2 separate regions of the Homo sapiens genome follow, and region 1 is linked to region 2. The links are chromatin loops, found by intact Hi-C in ENCODE. Cell type or tissue: IMR-90. All regions are shown on one strand. Each heading gives the region's core, and the rest is flanking DNA. Links, peaks and the distances in the headings are about the cores only.

The links. Peaks named below come from ENCODE experiments on the same cell type or tissue, not always from the same donor. Only the 100,000 strongest peaks of a DNase experiment are listed, where the experiment ranks them.
Region 1: it touches region 2 in a loop (5-fold over the local background); 47 of 110 quality-filtered maps call a loop at or near these places.

What each region holds. Positions count from the first base shown.
Region 1 is chr14:35,034,368-35,044,804 of GRCh38, forward strand. No RefSeq gene overlaps it. Among named protein-coding and RNA genes, the nearest start is that of FAM177A1, 6.7 kb to the right of the region's middle. In IMR-90, for the core only: a CTCF peak has its summit at 6,321 (motif pointing right); no DNase peak of the experiment used is centred there.
Region 2 is chr14:35,407,133-35,417,569 of GRCh38, forward strand. No RefSeq gene overlaps it. Among named protein-coding and RNA genes, the nearest start is that of NFKBIA, 7.6 kb to the left of the region's middle. RefSeq lists an enhancer at 56-115. In IMR-90, for the core only: a CTCF peak has its summit at 6,309 (motif pointing left); a DNase peak (open chromatin) is centred at 6,289; H3K27ac peaks cover 183 bases.

The DNA.
Region 1 (10,437 bases), core at 1,479-9,478, 370 kb before region 2:
CTCCACATTTCCCTTCTGCACTGCCCTAGCAGAGGTTCTCTGTGAGGGCCCTGCTCCTGCAGCAATCTCCTGCCTGGACATCCAAGCGTTTTCATATATCCTCTGAAATCTAGGTGCAGGTTCCCAAACCTCAGTTCTTGACTTGTGTGCGCTCACAGGCTCAACATCACGTGGAAGCTGCCAAGGCTTGGTACTTGCATCCTCTGAAGCCGTGGCCTGAGCTGTACCTTGGCACCCTTTAGCCATGGCTACAGTGGCTGGGACACAGGGCACCAGGTCCCAAGGCTGCACACAGCAGGGGGCCCTGAGCCCAGCCCACAAAACCATTTTTTCCTCCTAGGCCTCTGGGCCTGTTATAGGAGGGGCTGCTGCAAAGGTCTCTGACATGCCCTGGAAACATTTTCCCCACTGTCTTGGTGATTAACATTTGGCTCCTTTTTTTTTTTTAAGACAAGAGTTTCGCCCTTGTTGCCCAGGCTGGAGTGCAATGGCACAATCTCGGCTCACCGCAACCTCTGTCTCCTGGGTTCAAGTGATTCTCCTACCTCAGCCTCCTGAGTAGCTGGGATTCCAGGCACATGCCACCACACCTGGCTAATTTTGTATTTTTAGTAGAGATGGAGTTTCTTCATGTTGGTCAGGCTGGTCTCAAACTCCCAACCTCAGGTGATCTGCCTGCCTAGATACAGTGGGGGTACAGGCGGCAAGAGAGAATGAGAACCAAACAAAAGGGGTTTCCCCTTAAAAAACCATCAGTTCTCATGAGACTCATTCACTACTATGAGAACAGTATGGGGGAAACCGCCTCCATGATTCATTTATGTACCACCAGGTCCACGGCCAAACCATATCATTCTGCCCCTGGTCCCTCCCAAATATCATGTCCTCACATTTCAAACCCAATCATGCCTTCCCAACAGTCCCCCACAGTCTTAACTCATTTCAGCATTAACTCAAAAGTCCACAGTCCAAAGTCTCATCTGGGATTACAGGCATGAGCCACCGCACCTGGCAGCTCCTCATTACTTACGCAAATTTCTGCAGCCAGCTTGAATTTCTCCTCAGAAAATGGGTTTTTCTTTTCTATCACATAGGCTGCAAATTTTCTGAACTTTTGTTCTGTTTCCCTTTTAAAATGGAATACTATTAACAGCACCCAAGTCACCTCTTGAATGGTTTGCTGCTTAGAAATTTCTTCCTCCAGAGGCTGGGTGCAGTGGCTCATGCCTGTAATCCCAGCACTTTGGGAGGCTGAGGCTGGCAGATCACAAGGTCAAGAGATCGAGACCATCCTGGCCAACATGGTGAAACCCCATCTCTACTAAAAATACAAAAATTAGCTGGGCATGGTGGCATGCGCCTGTAGTCCCAGCTATTTGGGAGGCTGAGGCAGGAGAATTGCTTGAACCCGGGAGGTGGAGGTTGCAGTGAGCTGAGATCATGCCACTGCACTCCAACTTGGGTAACAGAGCGAGACTCCATCACAAAAAAAAAGAAATTTCTTCTGCCAGATACCCTAAATCATCTCCCTCAAGTTCAAAGTTCCACAAATCTCCAGGGCAGAGGCAAAATGCTGCCAGTCTTTCTGCTAAAAGATAGCAAGAGTCACCTTTACTCCAGTTCCCAACAAATTCCTCATCTCCATCTGAGACCACCTCAGCCTGGATTTCATTGTCTATGTCATTATCAGCATTTTGGTCAAAGCCATTTAACAAATCTCTAGGAAGTTCCAAACTTACCTACATTTTCCTGTCTTATTCTGAGCCCTCCAAACTGTTCCAACCTCTGCCTGTTACCCAGTTCCAAAGTTGCTTACACATTTTTGGGTATCTTTACAGCAACACCCCACTCTACCAGTACCAATTTACTGTATTAGTCTGTTTTCATGCTGCTGATAAAGACATACCCAAGACTGGGTAATTTATAATGAAAAGGTTTAACTGACTTACAGTTCCATGTGGCTGGGGAGGCCTCACAATTATGGTGGAAGGCAAAAGGCACATCTTACATGGCGGTAGACAGGAGAAAATAAGAACCAAGCAAAAGGGGTTTCCCCTTATAAAACCATCGGCTCTCATGAGACTTATTTGCTACCATGAGAACAGTGTGGGGTAAACTGCCCCCATGATTCAGTTACCTCCCACCAGGTCACTCCCACAACACGTGGGAATTATGGGAGCTACAATTCAAGATGAGATTTGGGTGGGGACACAGCCAAACCAAATACCAAAATTAAATCCTTTAATAATTTGAACACATTTCCATTTGTTTTTCACTAGTGTTAAAATTGACTCCATTTTTTTTATATACTCCCAACTTAGACCACTAGCTAGCTCTAATACTGTACAACATTGAATTCTTCCTGAATTTTATTATAATGTTAAATATATGTAACCATAAAACTAGGTGTAGCTTCCCTAAGCTTACAGTACTCATGTAATTACAAGACAACAACAGATTGAGAAATTAAATATCACAAACTACAAAATGAAGAAAGGGGAAATTAATGATTTTTTATTTATTAATTTTTTTCTTTTGAGACAGGGTCTTTGCTCTGTCACCCAGGGTGGAGTGCAGTGGTGCAGTCATGGCTCACTGCAACCTTGACCTGGGCTTAGGCAATCCTCCCACCTCAGTCTCCTGAGTAGTTGGGACTATCAGAGTGTGCCACAACACTCAGCTAATTTTTTATTTTATTTCATTTATTTTTTGAGAGGGAGTTTTACTCTGTCACCCAGGTTGGAGTGCAGAGACATGATGTCAGCTCATTGCAACCTCCACCTCCTGGGTTCAAGCAATTCTCCTGCCTCAGCTTCCCAAGTCTGGGACCACAGGCATGTGCCCAGCTAATTTTTGTATTTTTAGTAGACATGGGTGATTCACGCCTGTAATCCCAGCACTTTGGGAGGCTGAAGCGGGCAGATTACTGAGGTCAGGAGATCAAGACCAGCCTGGCCAACACAGTGAAACCCTGTCTCTACTAAAAATACAAAAATTAGCCAGGTGTGGTGGCATGCGCCTGTAGTCCCAGGTACTTGGGAGGCTGAGGCAGGAGAATTGCTTGAACCTGGAAAGTGGAGGTTGTGGTGAGCCAAGACTGTGCCACTGCACTCCAGCCTGGGGGACACAGTGAGACTCTGTCTCAAAAAAAATAAAAAAATAAAAATAAAAAGAGAGATGGGTTTTCACCATGTTGGCCAGGCTGGTCTCAAACTCCTGACCTCAAGTGATCCACCTGCCTCGGCCTCCCAGAATGCTAGGATTACAGGCGTGACCCACTGTGCCCAGCCAATTTTTAAATTTTTTGTGGAGACAAGGTCTCACTGTGTTACCCAGGCTGGTCTTGAACTCCCGGGCTCAAGTGATCCTCCTGCCTTGGCCTCCCAGAAGTGCTGGCATTACAGGCGTAAGCTACGCTGCCCAGACAGAAATTAATGATTTAAATGTGATAGATGTCAGTGTTCTGAAAGTATCATATTTAATGGTATATAAGATACAAAGGTATGTATATGCCCAGTGCGTCACAATTTTCTGGAGAAATTTTTTAGAAAAAATTAAATTCTTTTTATCATGTAATGTGTGTTATATAAACCATTATTTTGTTAAAGTAAATACAGTATGTTACAATGTGAGAGTAAGTCCTAAGTTCTAATATGCAGTAATAATGTACTAATATTATTAGTAATGTGAAATATAGTACCACATAACTAAAAAGAAATATAATGTTATACATGAATACTGATAAACAGGTGGCAACAAAACCAGGAAATTTGCTGGAGCTAAAGCCCCATAATATGCATATTAATGTAACAGTAAAATTAATATGTTAGTATTTTAGTGAATTTAGGAAATCTAAACAGCAAATCATAATATAAAATAAATTTGAATGAATTTATTTTACAGGTAGCTCTGGTACATATACACATACAAGCAAATATTTCAGTAAAAAATGGAACAAAGTATTGAAAATTAAAATGTGAAGGAATTTCAACTTGATGCTTATGTAGAGTAAAATATTTTAGTATTTGAATACAGAGAGCAGCCAGAGAATTTGAATGAGGTCTAACAAAAACAACCATGTCAGTGAGAATCATGGTTAAATAACAATATAATTACTGATCCTCCTCAAGACTTACGAATAGAGCGCCGCCCGGGAGGCAGCGGCTGGAGGAGCGGACGGGCCCCGCGGGGCCCGAGGGCAAGGAGCAGCCGCCTGCCTTGGCCTCCCAAAGTGCCGAGATTGCAGCCTCTGCCCGGCCGCCACCCCGTCTGGGAAGTGAGGAGTGTCTCTGCCTGGCCGCCCATCGTCTGGGATGTGAGGAGCCCCTCTGCCTGGCTGCCCAGTCTGGAAAGTGAGGAGCGTCTCCGCCCGGCCGCCATCCCATCTAGGAAGTGAGGAGCGCCTCTTCCCAGCCGCCATCACATCTAGGAAGTGAGGAGCGTCTCTGCCCGGCCGCCCATCGTCTGAGATGTGGGGAGCGCCTCTGCCCCGCCGCCCCATCTGGGATGTGAGGAGCGCCTCTGCCCGGCCGAGACCCCGTCTGGGAGGTGAGGAGCGTCTCTGCCCGGCCGCCCCGTCTGAGAAGTGAGGAGACCCTCTGCCTGGCAACCGCCCCGTCTGAGAAGTGAGGAGCCTCTCCGCCCGGCAGCCACCCCGTCTGGGAAGTGAGGAGCGTCTCTGCCGGGCAGCCACCCCGTCCGGGAGGGAGGTGGGGGGGGTCAGCCCCCCACCTGGCCAGCCGCCCCATCCGGGAGGGAGGTGGGGGGTCAGCCCCCCCGCCCGGCCAGCCGTGCCGTCCGGGAGGGAGGTGGGGGGGTCAGCCCCCCGCCTGGCCAGCCGTGCCGTCCGGGAGGGAGGTGGGGGGGTCAGCCCCCCGCCCGGCTAGCCGCCCCGTCCGGGAGGTGAGGGGCACCTCTGCCCGGCCGCCCCTACTGGGAAGTGAGGAGCCCCTCTGCCCGGCCAGCCGCCCCGTCCGGGAGGGAGGTGGGGGGGGTCAGCCCCCCGCCCGGCCAGCCGCCCCGTCCGGGAGGGAGGTGGGGGGGTCGGCCCCCCGCCCGGCCAGCCGCCCCGTCCGGGAGGGAGGTGGGGGGGGGTCAGCCCCCCCGCCCAGCCAGCCGCCCTGTCCGGGAGGTGAGGGGCGCCTCTGCCCGGCCGCCCCTACTGGGAAGTGAGGAGCCCCTCTGCCCGGCCAGCCGCCCCGTCCGGGAGGGAGGTGGGGGGGTCGGCCCCCCGCCCGGCCAGCCGCCCCGTCCGGGAGGGAGGTGGGGGGGGGTCGGCCCCCCTGCCTGGCCAGCCGCCCCGTCCGGGAGGTGAGGGGCGCCTCTGCCCGGCCGCCCCTACTGGGAAGTGAGGAGCCCCTCTGCCCGGCCACCACCCCGTCTGGGAGGTGTGCCCAACAGCTCATTGAGAACGGGCCAGGATGACAATGGCGGCTTTGTGGAATAGAAAGGCGGGAAAGGTGGGGAAAAGATTGAGAAATCGGATGGTTGCCGTGTCTGTGTAGAAAGAAGTAGACATGGGAGACTTTTCATTTTGTTCTGCACTAAGAAAAATTCCTCTGCCTTGGGATCCTGTTGATCTGTGACCTTACCCCCAACCCTGTGCTCTCTGAAACATGTGCTGTGTCCACTCAGGGTTAAATGGATTAAGGGCGGTGCAAGATGTGCTTTGTTAAACAGATGCTTGAAGGCAGCATGCTCGTTAAGAGTCATCACCAATCCCTAATCTCAAGTAATCAGGGACACAAACACTGCGGAAGGCCGCAGGGTCCTCTGCCTAGGAAAACCAGAGACCTTTGTTCACTTGTTTATCTGCTGACCTTCCCTCCACTATTGTCCCATGACCCTGCCAAATCCCCCTCTGTGAGAAACACCCAAGAATTATCAATTAAAAAATAAATTTAAAAAAAAAATACAAAAAAAAAAAAAAAAAAAAAGACTTACGAATAGTTATTGATAAATGAATAGCTATTGGTAAAGCCAAGTAAATGATCATATTCAAAACCAGAAGGCCATCATCACAGCTCAAGTCTACATGATTTGATCTCTTTATCATTGTCATTCTTTGGATTCACTAGATTAGTCATCATCCTCAAAATTCTGCCCCAAGTTCTAATTACGTTCCAAACATTTAGGGGTTACATGAAGCTTGAACCTACTACCTTCTTTGCTTTTGAGCCATGAGTTGTAGGAATGATGAGTTTACACCTTACATGCTGGGGATTAATTTAAACTTTACCTCTAAGTCAGTTGGGTAGCCTTTGGCTTATTTTTGTAGCTAATTTTGTAGTTAATGGATGCACTGTGAATCTTGCTATGATAGTTTTCCTCCACACTTTGCCACTAGGGGTAGGTAGGTACTCAGTTTTCAGTAATTGCTTACCTAAGACCCTAAGCCCTATTTCTCTTGTACTGGCCTTTATCTGTAATATGGGCATATTTAATACAATATAATTTTTGGAGTTTTTTTGTTTGTTTGTTTGTTTGTTTTTTTGAGACGGAGTCTTGCTCTGTCGCCCAGGCTGGAGTGCAGTGGTGCCATCTCGGCTCACTGCAAGCTCCACCTCCCGAGTTCACGCCATTTTCCTGCCTCAGCCTCCCGAGTAGCTGGGACTACAGGCGCCCGCCACCATGCCCGGCTAATTTTTTGTATTTTTGGTAGAGACGGGGTTTCACCGTGTTAGCCAGAATGGTCTCGATCTCCTGACTTCGTGATCCACCCGCCTCGGCCTCCCAAAGTTCTGGGATTACAGGTGTGAGCCACCGCACCTGGCCAATTTTTGGAGTCTTTTAAAGTAAAAATATGTCTTGTAAGCTGGTAACTATGGTACATTTCCTTTTATTAATGTGGTGCTGACGGTCATATAGGTTCTTTTGAGTTTGGCATGCATATGCTACTTTTTGCAGTCCTTTCATTACATTTTTCTCTCTTCATTTGAAGAGCATGTTATATCTTTTAGCTTCACTTGGCTTAAAAGGTTCTCTCATTAGCCTAACACAGTGCATTGTTGGTACCACTTGGATCATAAGTGGAAAAACAGTCAAGAAATTGCACAGTAATACTTGTTTGTAAGAGGGATGATTCAGGTGAATCTGACACTAAGAAACTCCCCTACCTGAGGTCTGAGATTCCTCTGACATTGCTGTATATAGGCTTTTCCTTTGCAGCCTGTGACTGCGGACTATTTTTCTTAAGCAAGATATGCTAAAGTTTTGTGAGCCTTTTTCCAGAGAGAGGTCTCATATCTGCATCAAGTGAGAACATATAATGTCTGCATGTTTCCATATTTCAGGAATGTTTGCTTGTGTTTTATGCTTTTATATAGACAGGGAAACTTGTTCCTCAGTGACCCAAAAGAGGTGGGAATTGTTATTGGATATCATCATTGGCCCACGCTTTCTGACCTTGGGAAATCAATTAAGGGGTTCATAATCTCAATTCTGTCAGAATTGGTACAAGAAATAGCTGCATGTTTCTTGACATTCCACTTGGTAGGAAATAAGAATGTGAAACTCTTCAGTTGGTGTGTGTCCCTTGTTTTTTTGCAATTTCCTTCTTACTGTGTTAAAAAAAAGTATGATCTTGCTCTGAGAGGTGAGGCATTCTTAATCATGATCTTTAAAGATCAATAATATAATCCTTTCAAGGATTATGTCTTTATTATAATAAAGATAATTTGTCTTTAACAGAATCAATAATATAATCCCTTAAAGGATTATATCTTTGCTGGGCGCAGTGGCTCACACCTGTAATCCCAGCACTTTGGGTGGCCAAGGTGGAAGGATCACCAGGTCAGGAGTTCGAGACCAGTCTGGCCAACATAGTGAAACCCCATCTCTATTAAAAGTACAAAAAATAAGCTGGGTGTGGTGGTGTGCGCCTGTAATCCCAGCTACTCGGGAAGCTGAGGCAGGAGAATCACGTGAAGCCGGGAGGTGGAGGTTGCATTGAGCCAAGATCGTGCCATTGCACTCCAGCTCAGGTGACAGTGCAAGACTCTGTCTAAAAAAAAAAAGGATTATATCTTTATATTTGTTATAGATTCTTATCAGAAGACACTCAGGGTTCTACAGATTTTAGATGAAGATGCACAGCTCTCCAACATTAAAATTACTGAGTCTAGCATAGTGTGCAAAGAAAGCTAGTTATTTTATGCCTAATACCATACAGAAAATTCTAGGCCGGGCATGGTGGCTCACACCCGTAATTCCAGCACTTTGGAAGGCTGAGGCGGGTGGATCACTTGAGGCCAGGAGTTTGAGACCAGCCTGGCCAACATAGTGAAACCCCTTTCTGGGAAAATACAAAAATTAGCTGGGTGTGGTGATGTGTGCCTGTAGTCCCAGCTTGGGACCCGAGGTGGGAGGATGACTTGAGCCTAGGAGATCGAGGCTGCAGTAAACCAAGAGCACGCCACTGCAATCCAGCCTGGCTGACAGAGTGAGACTGTCTCAAAAAAAAAAAAAAGAAAATTTTGGTGATTGGATATCACTGGTATATTCTCACCACACACACACACACACACACAGACACACACACACACAAAATGACCAAATTTTAATTAACAAAACAAAACCTTACATAACATCAAATCTAAAAATTCACTTGGTATTTTCATCTGCTTCTTACATATAGAGCTTTAAAGCTTACTAAAAGACTTTTAAAAAGAAACATACTTTACTCATTTCCATCCCAATCTTTCCAAACAACATACTCACCTTTGGTGTGGAAATTTCTTGCCTTGCTAACACTTACTGGCCTAGTATTTTTTGACATTTTCATTCTCAGTGGGGCGGAATGGCTAAGTGTGTAGGTGGTGGAATCAGAATGCCTGGGTTTTAATCCCAGCTCTGCTGCTTACCAGCTGCGTCACTGGAGCAAGTTGCTTAACTTCTCTTTGTTTCCTCATCTATAACATGTTGGTAGTTACAGTAATACTTCAGAATTGTTGTGAGGAATAAGAGTTAATACAAAGAAAGCAAAGTACCTGGCATATTGTGCTCCATAAGTGAAACCACTACCATGATTTTAATAACTTATTCAGCCTGGGCAACATGGCAAAACCTCATCTCTACAAAAAATATAAAAATTAGCCAGGTGTGATGGTACACGCCAGCTACTCAGGAGGCTGAGGTGGGAGGATCGTCTGAGTCTGCAGTGAGCCATAATTGTGCCACTGCACTCCAGCCTGGGTGATACAGTAAGGCCCTGTCTCAAAAAAAAAAAAAAAATTTCTTTATGCTTAGACTGAACCTAAAATGCATTTTTATTTTTATCATCTTTTTTTCTTGTGCATTATTTTTGATGAAAATATATTGTCCTGTTTGATGGATAACTTAAAAAATTCTCTATCAAAGTATATATATGTAGCTATGTTAAAACCCTAAGAATGTCTTGTTTATTTGATGAACATTCCTGGTTATCAAATTTTATTCAGATTTATTTTCCCAGCCTTACGCAGAAATGGTTCAATCCAAATTTACCTTTTTAGCTCTATATGTATCATTAAATGATAAATTTAGACCACATTATGTTTTCAAGTAGATAAATTATCATAATACTTGAATTTATTTTTGTCATAGTGCTACGATACAATTTATGTTACAAAGTGAAAGAAGGAAAAATTTGGCACATTGCCTTGGTGCCTACTTTTGGTTGAGCTATAACAGTTTGGAAATAATGACAAAAATATAAATGTCCAAAATAAAACCATTAGAATTTCTATGCTTTTATGTTGCTTTGAGTTGTTGATTTGTTTTGTTTTTGTTTTTTTGAGACGGAGTCTCGCTCTGTCGCCCAGGCTGGAGTGCAGTGGCGCGGTCTCGGCTCACTGCAAGCTCCGCCTCCCGGGTTCACGCCATTCTCCTGCCCCAGCCTCCCGAGTAGCTGGGACTACAGGCGCCCGCCACCACGCCCGGCTAATTTTTTGTATTTTATAGTAGAGACGGGGTTTCACCGTGTTAGCCAGGATGGTCTCGATCTCCTGACCTCGTGATCCACCCGCCTCCGCCTCCCAAAGTGCTGGGATTACAGGCGTGAGCCACCGTGCCCAGCCCGAGTTGTTGATTTGTAATAAACTGCTCTTCAATTGGATATTTGTGTTAAAAATAACTTTTTAGGAAATACTTCCAGTTCACGTTAGAATGTAACTTGTACTTTGAATTTTCAGTAAACTAAGAAATACACATGTAAACTGTGAAAATATATTCTGCTTCGGCAATGAAAATTGTAATTTGAGGCCAGGCGTGGTGGCTCACGCCTGTAATCCCAGCACTTTGGGAGGCTGAGGTGGGTGGATCATCTGAGGTCGGAAGTTCGATACTAGCCTGGCCAACATGGTGAAACCCCGTCTCTACTAACAATACAAAAATTAGCCGGGCGTGGTAGTGCACAACTGTAATCCCAGCTACTTGGCAGGCTGAGGTGGGGGAATCGCT
Region 2 (10,437 bases), core at 1,732-9,731:
GCGTTCCTTGATTTGTCATAGTGCCTTTTGCAAAAATTGGGAGGTGCTGAGCCTTGATGACTTGTCCCTACAGTGGAGATTTCCAAGGAGGTACCTATTGTTTTCCTGCGACTCTGGGAAACAGTTTTGAATAATGTGATCCAACAGGTTTTCTCCCCATCATCTATAGCGCTATATGGTTTAAGTCAACAAACATTACAACGTGGGTGAAAAAGAATATACACTTGGAAATTAGAACCATGAGCAGACTGGGCAGAAGACAACAAGAGGGTCTGGTTTTGATTTAGAAAGACCTTTATGGGCCAGGAGTTGTGGCTCACTGCTGTAATTTCAGCACTTTGGGTTGCTGAGGCAGGAGGATTGCTTGCCACCCAGGAGTTGGAGACCAGCCTGGGCAACAAGGCTAAACTCTTGTCTCTACAAAAAATATAATTAGCAGAGTGTGGTGGCAGGTGCCTGTAGTCCCAGCTACTCCAGAGGCAGAAGTGGGAGAATTGCTTGAGCCTGGGAGGTGGAGTTTGTAGTGAGCCATGATGGCACAACTGCACTCCAGCTTGAGCAACAGACTGAGACCCTGTCTCAAAAAGAAAAAAAAGAAAAAGAAAGACCTTTATGGACCCTTCAGCACTCAGATTTTTCTCCTCCTCATTGTCAAACATTCTAGCTAACATAACCGTTAAAAAAAATGTTAAAACTGTAGGCTGTGCGCAGTGGCTCACGCCTATAATCTCAGCACTTTGGGAGGCTGAGGCAGGTGGATCATGAGGTCAGGAGTTCGAGACCAGCCTGGCCAACATGATGAAACCCCGTCTCTACTAAAGATACAAAAAATTAGTCGGGTGTGGTGGTGCAGATGCTGCTTAGGAGGCTGAGGCAGGAGAATCACTTGAACCGAGGAGGCAGAGGTTGCAGTGAGCCGAGATCGCGCCATTGCACGCCAGCCTGGGCAACAGGGTGAGACTCTGTCTCAAAAAACAAAACAAAACAAAACAAAATACTTTAGATAACTGATTTTTAATGTTATTTGGCCTTTTTAATGCATAAGGCAAAATAATAAGTTACACCTCAAAGCTGCTTTGTATTTTGGCCCAGGACGCAGCCGTAGGAAATGACAGGACGGCCAGTGATGCTCCAGGAGCACCCCCATGGGAAAAGGAGCATCGCCAGGGCCTGGTTTGGCTGCAGGCACTTCAGGCACTCCTCCTGCATGGAACAAGCACAGTATGGACAAAACCTATTGCCTGAAGTGCCATGGAGAGAGTCTACAAGTTCAGCCAGGTGGTCCAAAATCCTCAGGGCAGGGTGGCCTGTGTCAACTGGCCTGGCCAATTAAAACTAAATTGTTTTGGCTACAGCAAATTCAACTCTGGAATCAGGCTACCTATTGCTCAGTGCAGCTAGGCTGGAAGAAAGACGAGCCATGACAGAGTTCCTGAAGAGCAAGGCAGGTGCACTCCCAACTGGCAGCCCCACTGTGAAATTCTAAATATTCTGCTTTCAGTCTCAGGTTGTCTTCTTTCTTGCTATCGTGGTAGCAACTGTCTGCATCCTCTTCAGAACAGGGAGCCCCCAAGCTATGGATCTTTTCCCATAGAAAAACAAGGCTGGGGGCGGTGGCTCCGACCTATAATCCCAGCACTTTGGGAGGCTGAGGCGAGCTGATCACCTGAGGTCAGGAGTTCAAGACCAGCCCGGCCAACATGGTGAAACCCCATCTCTACTCAAAATACAAAAATTAGCCAGGCGTGATGGCACATGCCTGTAATCCCAGCTACTCGGGAGGCTGAGGCAGGAGAATCACTTGACCCTGGGAGGTGAAGGTTGCAGTGAGCTGAGATCGTGCCATTGCACTCCTGCCTGGGCAGCAGAGAGAGACTCTGTCTCAATTAAAAAAAAAAAAAAGGAAAAACAGCTGTCAGAACCTTCATTTGTAGTGAAGTGAAAATAAGACCGTCAAATCCTTAATGTGTTTCCTTTGCTACAAATTCTGCAATTTAATGGAGATCAAAGCTTTAAAGGATCTCAAACTCAAAATACTTACGCATAGGGAGCAGGCAGATTTCACAGATGAGTGAAACAGACCATTTGAGTCTGAAAGGAGTGGGATCTCCAACAGCTTAGGTCAGGGTGTGTACTTCCCTCATACTTAGCTCAGACAACTTTTGGCATGTAGCACCTTCAGTTCAGTAGTGACCTTCTATTGTTAAAGAAATAAAAAAAATTGGCCCAGCTCCGTGGCTCATGCCTGCAATCCCAACACTTTGAGAGGGTGAGGCAGGAGGATCACTTGCGTTTAGGAGTTTGAGACCAGCCTGGGCAACATAGTGAGACCCCATCGCTATAAAAATAAAAATAAAAAAATTAACCAGGTGTGGTGGCATACACCTGTAGTCGCACCTACTTGGGAGACTGAGGTGGGAGGATTGCTCGAACCTGGGACGTTGAGGCTACAGTGGGCCATGACTGTGTCACTGAGCTCCAGCCTCAGCAAAAGAGTGAGACCTTGCCTCAAACAAACATAAAAACATTATGAAAACTAAACACAATGCATTTCTGCATCTATTGGCTAAACAGAGCCTATAAGCTCTGAGTTTACAACCTCTTTTTCAGCCAAGGTATGATGTTTTAATTGTGCTTTGCAAGAGGCACAACCTTCTGCTCTTGGCATCATGGGTTCTCTGCTCCTGTGTAACAGGAGACTGGGACAGTGTGTCCATCCATGATGCGCAGGGCTGCTCCTGCCAGGCAGGGTTAGGATTAGGGGCTCTAACCTCTGAAAAGTGAATTTTTCCTCCCTCAAACCAAGTATTTATTTGTTTTGTTTGTTTGTTTTTGAGACAAACCAAGAGTTTTGCTCTTGTTGCCCAGGCTGGAGTGCAATGATGTGATCTTGGCTCACTGCAACCTCTGCCTCCCGGGTTCAAGTGATTCTCCTGCCTCAGCCTCCTGAGTAGCTGGGATTGCAGGCACCCGCCACCATGCCCGGCTCATTTTTTGTATTTTGGGTAGAGACAGGGTTTCACTATGTTGGCTAGGCTGGTCTCAAACTCCTGACCTCAGGTGATCTACCCGCCTTGGCCTCCCAAAGTGCTGGGATTACAGGTGTGAGCAACCATGCCCGGCCTGTTTGTGTTTTTGAGACAAGGTCTTGCTGTGTCACCTAGGCTGGAGTGCTGTGGCATGATCACAGCTCGCTGTAGCCTTAATCTCTTGGGCTCAAGCAATTCTCCCACCTCAGTCTCCCATGCAGTGGGACCACAGGCACATGCCACTGTGCCTGGCTAATTTTTTTTGAGACGGAATTTCATTCTTGTCACCCAGGCTGGAGTGCAATGGTGCAATCTTGGCTCACTGCAACCTCTGCCTACCAGGTTCAGACGATTCTCCTGCCTCAGCCCCCTAAGTAGCAGGGATTACAGGAGCCTGCCACCATGCCCAGCTAATTTTTTGTATTTTTAGTAGAGACAGGGTTTCACTGTGTTGACCAGGCTGGTCTCGAACTGTTTACCTCAAGTGATCTGCCTGCCTCGGCCTCCCAAAGTGCTGGGATTACAGGCATGAGCCACCACACCCGGCTGTGCCTGGCTAATTTTTTAATTTTTTGTAGAGATGGGTCTCCCTGTGTTGCCCAGGCTGGTTTTGAGCTCCTGGGTCCGAGCGATCCGCCCATCTTCACTTTCAAAAGTGCTGGGATTACAGGTGTGAGCCACTGCACCCTGCCCCAAAGCAATTTTTAAATGCTACAGTGTAAAATAAGCATAATAAGTCCAACAAAGTTCTGATTTTTCTCACAATGACTACTTACGTTGTTTTAAGCAATCAGATGACTTCACTAAACATCTCCTGAGGTGTGCCTGCTCTGCTGGTGCCCTAACTGCATGCCCATCTGGCTCTTGGGTAACCTGCTGCGAGGGAAGGAGGAGGCCTGCACGTGTCACCCGTGGCCAAAATTACTGGCTCTCCCTTTTCGTGGCTTGTTGGCAGTAACCAAGTAATATTTATAGGTGTGTAGCATTGTTCATGGTCTGTTGTGTTCAGGGAGAAGTTGTTGGATCAGGAAGGTGGTAAAGGCTTAAGGCAGTTTCCCCTGCATGCCGCTGTATTTGCTATTTTGTCTTGGGTGTAAATTCATTCTGAGTTTAGTCAGGGTATGAGGATACTTAGCACTAGGGAACTTCCACACAAGAGCCTGGTACTTGGCAGGGGATGAGACATAAATGATATGAGGCCCTTGTTCTTTGGCACTGAAATTAGGTGAGGAGCTCATGATCCTTCTCAGAGGGGGCCTAAGCTGTATCCACCAACGGAAACCACATGGAGAGGTAGATCCTTTCCCCCCTACGGTCTAAGGTCTTGGGAATCATTTAGGAAAAAGGAAAACAGAATCAGAGCTGCTAAGAGATAGATTCATATTACAGAGTAAGGATTTAGGAAGCTTGTTCCTGAGCCCTTTCTTGTAAGTGCTAAAATAATGCCTTTCTCAGACTTCCTTTTAGAGCCTCTATTATCTGGAGTAAAACACCGGAGTGCTTGGATGAGTATTAGAAATTGAGATTTGTCTCTGAGGCTATTAGTGGGGAACGGTACCACAAAAATATAGTTTCTGAAAGTTTTTCTTAGGTTGATTTTTTTTTTTTTTTTTTTTTGAGACAGGATCTCACCCTGTCACCCACGATGGCGTGCAGTAGCACGATTATTGCTCACTGAAGTCTTGACCTTCTGGGCCCAAGCAATCTTCCTGCCTTAGCCTCCCATGCAGCTGGGATTACAGACATGTGCTACCACACCTGGCTAATTTTTGTATTTTTAGTAGACATGGGGTTTCGCCATGTTCCTGGCCTCCAACTCCTGATCTCAGGTGATCCACCTGCCTCAGCTTCCCAAAGTGCTGGGATTATAGGCGTAAGCCACCACACCTAGCCTGGCCAGGTTTGTTTGTTTATTTATTTATTTATTTTGACACAGAGTCTCGCTCTGCTCCCCAGGCTAGAGTGCAGTGGTGTGATCTTGGCTCACTGCAACCTCCGCTTCCTGGGTTCCAGTGATTCTCATGTCTCAGCCTCCCTAGTAACTGGGACTACAGGCGCCTATCACCACGTCTAGCTTATTTTTGTATTATTTGTAGAGATGGGGGGTTTTGCCATGTTGGTCTTGAACTCCTGACCTCAAGTGATCCATCCACCTTGGCCTCCCAAAATCTGGGATTACAGGCGTGAGCCACCGTGCTCAGCCTATTTTTTTCTTTTCTTTTCTTTTTTTTTTTTTTTTTTTTTTTTTTTTTGAGATGTTGTCTCACTCTGTTGCCAAGCTGGAGTGCAGTGGCGTGATCTCGGCTCACTGCCATCTCCGCCTCCCAGGTTCAAGTGGCTCTCCTACTTCAGCCTCCTGAGTAGCTGGGATTACAGGCACGCACCATCATTCCCGGCTAATTTTTGTATTTTTAGTAGGGACAAGGTTTCACAAGGTTGGCCAGGATGGTCTCGATCTCCTGACTTCGTGATCTGCCTGCCTCAGCCTCTCAGAGTGTTGGGATTACAGGTGTGAGCCACGGTTGCTCGGCCTATTTTTAACCACTGAAAGCAAATGAGAAACAGAGTGAGAAGGATCACAAATAGAAGCCATGAGCAGAAAAAAAGGGAGAAATTGGCCTGGAACATTTTTTCTTTGTTACCAGGTGTCAGCTGTCAGAGTCCAGTCCCATGACTGTGACACAATCCATTTGGATAAGCCACTTAGCTTGGCTTAGGAATATTCATCATTTCTTATATCCCAGGGCTGTTCATAGGCTAACGTGTAGTGATTATTTGGCCAAAAACACTGATATTTTCAGAAAGTGAAGCAGATTAATGCATCACCAAATCTTTAAATGCTAATATTTGAAAATTGGGCCAGTTTGGAGGAGTGTGAGAAAAGAGGGAATGGGGTGCCCCTGTACTCATTGATTGAAACTCAAGAAGCTAGGTGGAAATGGGTGAGGTTGACAGCACAGGTATGGGTTTTGCTAGAAATCTAAATGAACATCATGAATAGAGAGTAGGGAAGCACACAGATAACCCAGTCTCGATGTTGGCTCTTCCGCCTTTAGGGATCAGGTTCATCTCCAGGTTGCCAGGGCATCAGGAAAGCACCTCGCTGGATTTCAGGGCAGGAGGAGGGGAGTCACAGGGTAAAGGGAAGAGGCTACACACAGAGCAGGAGCAGGGGCTATGGGAGTTAGGGAGGGAGCCGAGGGGGAATTTTCCCTTCACAAATGGCAGGGCAGAACACCAACATGAGGAACACAGTATATGCATGGTGCTGTCTGCAGTGACATCTTCTGGCCATTTGTGGAAGAAGTTTTCTCTGAGGCATCACCGATTCTTGAGAAGAGGAATTTAGGAATGTTGAGTTGAGGAGGTACACCGAGACTGGATATGAAGTTGTGATTGTGGTACATCACTTAACACAGTCCCAAAGGAAAGACCCCCACTTTATCTGTGAGTGTTAGTTTTCCTTCAGTGCCTGTTGCCAGTCAGCTCAGTGCATCCTGCTATTGACACGATACCCGGACCATCCTCTTCCTTCCATCTTCACTGTCCCCACGGTAGTGCGGGCTGAGTTGTACCATGGTAGCTTCTTGGTACTTTTTGTTATTGTTGTTGTTTTGAGATGGAGTCTTGCTCTGTTGCCCAGGCTGGAGTGCAATGGTGTGATCTCGGCTCACTGCAACCTCTGCCTCCCAGGTTCAAGTGATTCTCCTGCCTCAGCCTCACCAGTAGCTGGGATTACAGGCACCTGCCACCACACTCAGCTAATTTTTGTATTTTTAGTAGAGACGCAGTTTCACCATGTTGGCCAGACTGGTCTCGAACTCCTGAACTCAGGCAACCCACCCTCCTTGGCCTCCCAAAGTGCTGGGATTACAGGCGCAAGCCTGGCAAAAATGAATTATTTTTAAAGTTGAAACAGAATACCTTCCTGTGATTAAAAAAAACCAAGCAGTCTAAAAATATTACAATTATACAATTAAATCTCTCTTTTGTTTCTTTTTCTTTTTTTTTTTTTTTTTGACTTGTTGCCCAGGCTGGAGTGCAATGGCGCGATCTCGGCTCACTGCAACCTCCGCCTCCTGGGTTCAAGCAATTCTCCTGCTTCAGCCTCCCAAGTAGCTGGGATTACAGGCATGTGCCACCACGCCTGGCTAATTTTTGTATTTTTAGTAGAGACGGGGTTTTACCATGTTGGTCAGCCTGGTCTCAAGCTCCTGACCTCAGGTGATCCACTCACCTCGGCCTCCCAAAGTGCTGGAATTACAGGCATGAGCCACCGTGCCCAGCCTAAATCTCTTTTCACTGAGGCTTCTAATATGCATTTTCATTATATCATTTCCTGTAACAGAGCCTCTGTTGACCTTCCATGGGCTGCAGGAAACGGTCTGAATTCCTCAGCTGCATTTAAAGTCCTCCAGAGTCAGACTCTACCCTGCCCAGCCACTCCTCATCACCATTTCCCCCGAGCACCAACACTGTGCCAGCTGCTCTGGCCTTCATGCAGGCCTCTCCCTGCCTGTCCTAGGACCACCTTCTTTCAGCTTCCTTGCCAGGACCCACCCTTTCCAAAACTCCTTTTCTGTCTTCCTCTTCTTGGAGCCCTCTGCCCTCTTCTAAATCCTGCTAGCTTTTACAGCTTGCCTTGAATATTGGGCCACATATTGTCTTATACTGCTTAGTTATTGCTTGTGTCCCTAGTTAAACACAGAATAGTGTTGGGTGGGGCAGGGGCTGCTGGGTGGGGAGGAGACATTCATTTCTTCTGTGTCTCTCTTACCCTGGGCTTCCCTTGCCATTGATTCAGGCATGAGTATCCCCTTTGCTTCATACCTGTCATAATTTTTCTTGGACCCTCCTCCTCTGTTAATACCTCACTTTGCATGCAATCGATTTCATTCTTTTCTATCTAGAAATTATCTCAAGAGGCCATCGGGTCCAGCTTCTGCTTTCAGGCAAGTAAAGTGTTACCATTCCCATTTTACAAAGGATGCAGACACTCTGAAATAAAGGCTATTAGGAGGATGGGGGCACATCAGAGCCACCATATCCCATCCTATCCTAGAGGAATTGAATGTGAGTAGAAGTGAACAGATTATAAATAGACCTAGATAGTGTCCTCCTTCTCTTCTTTTCTTTTCTGTTGCCTGAGAGTAACCTCTGGGGTGGAGCCCAGGGTAGAGGAGGAAGGCTCCTTTTCAAACCTTCAGTTAAGGAGTTAAGGAGATAGGTGATGTCCTGGAGGCTTGCTTAGTCCAGTTCCCCAGGGCAAGATATCTAACAGGAAATTGGGGCAGAAGCTCTAGTTTAGAGGAATAGATGAGCATTTGCCTGGAGTATTCCCCATGTTAGAAATGTACTGGGGACATAGAATGGTGGGAAGGAAGCAGAATGAGAATGAGTGTTGTTGGTTGAAAGGCCATCTGACAAAGTGATGCATACTTAGACCTCTCATTGAGGACTGCAAGGCTAACGGCCCATGGACATATGACTGGCTGGCCCAGGTAGGGGTGTGGTGGCCAAGGCCCACCTGCTGCCCTTCTGGGGTGCTCTTTAATGGCTTTCAGAAGCAGAGGTATTTGCAACACCAAAATTTCATAAGCTCAAGAGCTTGACCCAGTTTAACAGAGTATACATAAACCAATAATATTTAAAATGAAAAGCCCATTGGTGTACAGAGAATGATGTATGCTTTGCAGTCTGACTAAGGCAACATCTGGAACAACTGATTTCCCAGGAAAGTTTCCCTTGAAGAGGAAACCCTAGGCAGTTTAGATCCGGGTAGACTTCACATCTTGGACTTTGGGCACAGAGAACTTCATTCAAATACTATTACATATGAACATATACTAAATTGTTTTATAAAAGTGGTACAGGAGGCTATTTGACGTATTGAGCCTCAGGGCATCACTGCAGCTTTCTGTTGTTAAAGGCCTTAACCTTCTCACTTTGTCTTTTCACTAGCAAGATTGAGTCTATCGATTTGTCAGGCCAGCTCAGTGACAAGACTGGAAATTAACTTAGAGGTATATGGGAGGGTTGTTGTCTGCAGGGTGTTGAACTGAGGCTAAAAATAGGTGGGGATTCCTGGGGCAGCCTCCTTCGTGGTCACAGGCACCACAAAAGGAAAACTCAGCAGGGAAATTTGCTTTCGAGCCCTGCCCACAAGGGAGGGTAAAAGCCCCCACCTCTGTTGCTCCCCACAGGAAAAGCTCAGGGTGACAGTGAGTTTGGTGCTTTCAAAATGTCAGGGCTCTCACAGACAGGCTGTCACCCCTTCCCGCCCCCAGACTTCTGATCAGAGGCTTTCCCTCTGGGTAAATTCACTTTCTTAGTTCAAGCTCAAATGTCTGTCCCTGACTGCCTGTAGCTATGTTTTGTCGCAGGCCTGATTAAGATAAAGGGAATGTGAAATATTGACACAACAGGGTTAATATGGGGGAGAAAAAAAACTCTAAAGAAGCAAAGCACTGTAGGTAGGGAAAGCAAAACCCATTAATCTGTCAAGCATTTATGAAGCTCTTTTTTTTTTTTTTTTGGTGCCTGGCACTATGCTGTGATATGGAGCATAATAAAAATAAATTTTTATTTATAAAATAAAAATAAATATGGCTCCTGCTCTCAAGGCGCTTCTAGGCTGGTGAGAAGACCAGCAGGTAAATGAGTAATTCTAGTAGGGAGTGATCAGAGATGTGGCCGAGGCCTGAACAAAGTGGCCTGGGAGCATGAGGCGAGGGAAGCCACACCACACTGAGAGGGATGGTCCAGGGCAGCTATTGAAAGACAAGTCAGAGTCAGGAGTGGGAAGAAGGATGTGCAGGCAGAGGGTTAAGCCTGTGGTGGGGCTGGGAGGTGTGAAAGCAGCTTCACAGGGCTTGCTGTGTGGTAGCGGGATATGAGTAGGCAGGAAAGACACAGCACACAGTCATGTGACCGAGCCGAGAAGCTGGGCCTGCACCCTGAAAGCTGTGGTGGATTACTGATCAGGTGTATGCTTTAGAAGACAGTGTGGCAAATAAACTGGAGTAGGTTAGGCATGAGGCTGGTGGCCAGTTAAAGACAGTGACTGGAGGCCAGGTGCAGTGGCTCATGCCTGTAATCCCAGCACTTTGGGAGGCTGAGGCAGGTGGATCACCTGAGGTCAGGAGTTTGAGACTAGCCTGGCCAACATGGTGAAACCCCGTCTCTGCTAAAAATACAAAAATTAGCTGAATGCAGTGGCGCATGCCTGTAATCCCAGCCACTCGGGAGGCTGAGGCAGGAGAATCACTTGAACCCGGGAGGTGGAGGTTGCAGTGAGCCGAGATATCACACGACTGCACTCCTGCACTCCAGCCTGGGCGACAGAGCAAGACTCTGTAAAAATAAAAACAACAACAACAACAAAAAAAAAAAAACAAAGACAGTGACT